Regions from separate parts of the Homo sapiens genome. Here region 1 is linked to region 2. The links are chromatin contacts, found by Hi-C or POLR2A ChIA-PET in ENCODE. All regions are on one chromosome and are shown on one strand. Each heading gives the region's core, a stretch centred on a gene start or an enhancer-like site at or near the end of the contact. The rest is flanking DNA. Distances are from core to core; before and after follow the strand shown.

What was found. A loop is a pair of places that touch in the nucleus more often than their neighbours do. ChIA-PET counts read pairs that join two places held with the same protein, here RNA polymerase II (POLR2A). Pooled maps may share reads with other maps.
Region 1: POLR2A ChIA-PET joins it to region 2 with 11 read pairs in A673. The contact joins the enhancer-like site here to the promoter of LINC00705 in region 2. A Hi-C loop is called at or near these places in 8 of 168 maps with a recorded cell type or tissue (PC-3, PC-9, Right ventricle myocardium inferior and 4 more) and 11 of 50 pooled maps. POLR2A ChIA-PET finds 5 or more read pairs at or near these places in 10 of 52 experiments (A549, A673, AG04449 and 7 more).

Annotation. Positions count from the first base shown.
Region 1 is chr10:4,690,696-4,693,395 of GRCh38, reverse strand. No RefSeq gene overlaps it. Among named protein-coding and RNA genes, the nearest start is that of MANCR, 14 kb to the right of the region's middle. Within about 2 kb of position 1,440, at least 4 of the 41 ENCODE cell types and tissues checked have a DNase peak (open chromatin) inside an H3K27ac peak, as active enhancers do; they include A673, PC-3 and mammary epithelial cell, where a contact is called at or near this core.
Region 2 is chr10:4,654,792-4,657,491 of GRCh38, reverse strand. LINC00705 (long intergenic non-protein coding RNA 705) reads right to left here and starts at 1,336. Exons shown (of 3, transcript NR_015425.1): 1 at 1,172-1,336. The region is part of intron 3 of MANCR (mitotically associated long non coding RNA); the gene reads left to right.

The DNA.
Region 1 (2,700 bases), core at 191-2,690, 36 kb before region 2:
TGTTGAATATATTTTTCCTGGCCAGATGCAGTGGCTTGTGCCTGTAATCCCAGCACTTTGGAACGCTGGGGAGGGCGAATCACAGGGTCAGGAGATTGAGACCATCCTGGCCAACATGGTGAAACCCATTCTCTACTAAAAATACAAAAATTAGCTGGGTGTGGTGGCGCGTGCCTGTAATCCCAGCTACTCAGGAGGCTGAGACAGGAGAATTGCTTGAACCAAGGAGTCAGAGGTTGCCGTGAGCCAAGATCTCACCACTGCACTCCAGCCTAGCAACAGAGTGAGACTCCATCTCAAAATATATATATATATATATATATTTCCTTATGTTGATTTGTGTATATATTAACCAACTCTTTCCTTTTATTCCTTTCTTTCATTTTTATACAATTTAAAATAAAATATATTAATAATAATTAACTTTATATCTCTGTATTTAAGTTACAGGATATCAATGGAGGACTGAGAGGACTCAGCTAGATGAATGAACTTTCACCTAAAAGGATTTTGTGGCCCATTTTTTGAAGAGCGTTAAGAGGTACATGGTTGTATGTAAAACAATTGCATAATATTAAACAAAATGCATGATTTTGCTGTTTTATTTAATTGGAAGTTGTCTGCTGAGGAGTATCATGTGTGAATGCCAATTAACAAAGCGTGCATCGTGGTCATTATACACTGTACCGACGTAGTTAACTAGAAAAGGAATCTGCCAATTATGGCCCGAGGGATAGATTCTGCCCACTCTCTGTGTTTGTAAATAAAGTGTTATTGAAACATAGCCATACCTACTCATGTGTCTGCTATCTATGGCAACTCATGCTCTAGAATGGCCTGGTTGAGTAGCTGTGACAGAGACCGTATGCTCTGTAAAGCCTAAAATGTTTGCTATCTGGCTATTTACAGAAAATTGCCTGTATGTACATCTATATTATATGTATATCACGGTCATGATTGCAATAATTTATGAAACTCTACTCTGACAATGTCTAAGTCCTTACTCACATTGGTGTTTCTGTCATCCAAACATAGTCATACACATAAACTTTATATAGCCATTTATACTGCCTGCATGCCTTCCTTCCTTCCTTCACCTTCCTTCCTTCCTTCCTTCCTTCCCTTCACCTACCTCCCTTCCTTCCTTCCTTCCTTCCTTCCTTCCTTCCCTTCACCTACCTTCCTTCCTTCCTTCCTTCCTTCCTTCCTTCCTTCCCTTCACCTACCTTCCTTCCTTCCTTCCTCCCTTGTCCTTCCTTCCCCCCACGCTCCATCCTTCTCCCTTCTCCCTTCCCGTTCCCCTTCTCCTTCCCCTTCCCCTTCCCTTCCCTTCGCTAAATTGTGGATAAAGAGAGCTATGCAGTGGCAAGTCCATTTCCCCAAAACCTACTCATCTGTTAGGAATGCTGAACAACTCCCTAGCTTCTCCTTCTAGCCCTCCTTTAACACAGACATAGGCTGGAGCATGTTATTTGTTTTACTGAACGGTTTGTTGTTTAGTTTTTCTCCCTTTAGAAAGATTAACAGTGATATAGCTAAGATAACAGCTTTGATTTTTTTGTTTGTTTGTTTTGATTTGTTTTGTTTTGCACACGTTACCTGGTGCTCCTAGAGGAAAGTCTGAAAGCGTTAAGGAGAAAAGATACTAGTCCTGCCTCTTTTGGGACTCCAAAAGCCCCAGGAGCCACAAATGAAAACACTGGCAGTGGGCAGGTGTTGGAGATTCCCCTTGGGCTGGCAGATGTCACCCCATCTATTCTGAATGACGAAGTTCACACCTGCTTGATTGTTAAAATTTGCTTTTCCATATGTTCCATTTATCTGTTGCTATATAAGAAACCACTCAGAATTTAGTAGCTTGGCTTAGGTTCTGCTCACCACGTGTTTCTGCTGCCTTCGGTGTGGGCTGGGCTGACTTGGTGACTTTCAGCTGGTAAATATCTTGGTGATTCAGAATACATATTAAAAAATGTGTCTAGGTAATTTCACTCCCTCCGTGTCTTTGGTAGCTTCAAAATACTTTGATTCCCATCTTTCTTTATCTTCTAAAAGCATGGTCCTCTATAATCTCTGATCTTTTTGTGGATCATATTTATATACAAATGTAAAATCACAGAATTTGTTTCACATTTTATTTGTAAATTTTTATTTTATAATGGGAATTTACCAAGCAAAATGCCAGGTAAATATTAAAATATTCTTATAGTTATGATATTAATATTTAAGGGACTCAAGGAGTTAAAGAAATATTCGTGTGTGTATGTGTGTGTGTGCCTGAGTCAGTTTGAGTGTGTGAGCATATGTGCGTATATGTGAATATATGTGTGTGCATATGTGTGTACATGTTTGTGTGCATATGTACCTGTGATCATGTATGTACATGCATGCATGTATGTGTGCATGTGTATCTCAATCCTGCATCACCTTTCCTTCAATAGTAACAATAGTGGTCATTTCCCCAAAATTATAGTAAAATTATTCTTTTTCTTCTAGTGTCTATTAATTTTACCTGTGGGAATAATTTATTTCAGGGCCATCTAACCTGATATAGGCTGTCTTGCAGAAAATAGATTTAATCCAAGATTAAAAAAAGGAGAATGAATTCTTTCCTGCTACAGGATAAACCCACTATGGCCGATTAAGCTGAAATAGAAGAACTCAGGCAATGGAGTGCTTCAGAAAAGAATTGATTTTTGATAT
Region 2 (2,700 bases), core at 87-2,586:
TTCAGGACAATAACAGGCTGTACATGTTTGTTGCCTAGCAGCAGTAGGTGTGTAGTAGGCTCTTCTGTCTAGTTTTGTGAAAGTTCACACTATGATGTTTGCATAACAACAAAATCACCTATGGATGCGTTTCTCAGAATGTATCCCCATTGTTAAACGATGCATGGCTCTGTGTGTGTATGTGCAGGACTCTGTGTGTGTGGTATATGCATACCACATACGCACACATCCACACTATACTATGCACTCTACATATATACAACTACATAGGCAAATATAAAGCTGCATGTGCATAAATACACAAACAAACACACATACATATGTATAAAAGGTAATGTATTGATATTAATACTGACAATGTGTACTAAGCATATATTTATATACCCTTAAATGTATATTATTTTAATACATACTATATTATGTTATATACTAATACACTTTTTTAAAACTGAAAGAAATCTCGTTGCCAATTTGTGTTTCTAAATATGATGTCCATATTTTTTCTGATTTTATTACTATAGCTGTGATCACGTCATGTAACTTAATTTTGATGATGTTTCTCACAGTATAGTTTGAGGGTATCCAGCCTCAGATTATCTGAGGATGTAGCTCAAGATTTCCTAATTTTGCAAACAGCAAGCTTCCCAGGAGATTCTTAGATTCCTGCTAACAAAAGGCGGAGACTCACTGGACAGTTACTGAAGATAGACAGTAGGGGGCGGAAGGGCCCACGCTTCTTTGATATTGGTGGCTTTGGTTTTTCAGTGACGGGGGACACTTTGACTTCAGGTATGTTCTGCATTTAGAATTTTCAAATGAACGTTTCTTGTCTGTTCCCTTCTTTTTTCTGCCTCCAAACATAATGTCTATCATTGTAAAAGTAATAAAAAATCACTGAACAAAATTTGGAAAATACCAAATGAATAACAATAGAAATAAAGTAAAAAAAGAACCACTCAAATTCCCATCATCAAGAAATAAACATTCTGATAATATTTAATTTTATTTTCCTATATATATTGTGTGTGTGTATATATGTATGTGTATATATATACATATATTCAAAATGTATTATAACACAAAATGTATAAAATATATAATAGTATAAACAAAATTATATTATATATGTCATTTTCATGTCATATGTCAGATATAGCATATTAATACATACCCAGTTTTCTAAAATGCTGATCTCTTTGAAATATTCAATTATCAATTGTGTTTCTTTCCTCACTGAAGTTCCTTTTTACGACTTTTGGTAGTGAAGAGATAAAGTTCATTACAAAACATGCCAGGCTTAAGCAATTTTCCAAAGGGATTAACGAATTGCAGTGGCCGCAGGCTATGTAAAAATTTTTAAAAGGTGGTGTCTCTCATATTCTTCAGCATAACTTGGGTCACAGAAACCCAGGCATAAAAATTCATTGTGAACTCATATTCTACCATGGCCTGACACTGGTAAGTTATTTTGTTGCAAAAGCCTTAAGCAATTTGAGATGTCGAAGCACGTTTTCAAGAGTTAGCACATCTCCATTGTCTATAAACTGCATGCATATTTTATGCCTAAAAAATATTTCATCTTCTGATTTTCTAGCTTTCTTCTGCAGGTTGTTTTTTTTTTTTTAGAATATTTTTCAATCATTTTAATTCTCTATTGTAAAACTTGGAAATCTCTACTTATGGACTGCCAAGAACAGTCTGAAATTAAATCAATTTACTCTCACTCTTAGTGAATATTTTGGGAGTGCTAGGTATTGAATGTGTCCCCCAAAAGTTCATGTGTTAGAAATGTAATCCTTCTGCCCCTATGATGAGATGAATGGATGAATGAGGGCTCTGTTCTCATGACGGGATGAATGTTGCTGTCCCAGGAGTGGGTTTATTATCACAGCAGCGTTATTCTTGTGCCTGTGAGCTCTCCCTGGCTCCCTTGCTCCCACTCTGAGCATGTGATGCCCTCTGCCATGAGGTGAGGCAGCAAGAAGGCCCTCACAGATGCCGGCACTGTGGACTTCCAGCCTCTAGAACTATGAGCTAAATAAACTTTTTAATATAAATTACCTAGTTTGTCATCTTTTGTTACCAATAAGAAAAGGCAATAAGACCGGGAGGTTCTATTATGATGTCATTCATGGGAAAATGGTAGACAGGACAGAATCTTTGCTGGCTCCCTAGATACTGCCTTGGAATGTTACTCTTGGAAAACAGTGGCTACAGAGTGATGCCTTTCTCCATAACTTTAATTTACCTTAAGAAAAGCTTTGAGTGCTACTGAGTCGGGAATGAAAAACCTAGAGAATGTTCTGTCCTGTGGGAGCAAGGAGTATAGTTAGTCCCTGTATTACTACCCAAAGGGGCATGAGGCTTCACCCTCCTTGGGCTCCCTAGGGACTTATAATGCCTTCCTGTAATTATCGGGCCAGTTAATTTAATACTAATCCACTTAATTCAGTTAACATCAGATTTGTCCTAGGGATCTTGTTACATCCTTTTGTATACTAAAAGAGAAAAAGAAAAAAAAAAAGATTTGCTTCTCTTTCAATATTCCTGGGAAGTTGGATATCCACATGGAAAAGGCAGATCTCTAGTTCACAACAGATAAAAAATAAATTTTACTCAATGTGAAATTAAATGTAAAAAATAAAACTTCAACATTGTAGAAGAAAATATAGAAAAAGCTCTTTAGGTCTGTGAAGGAGA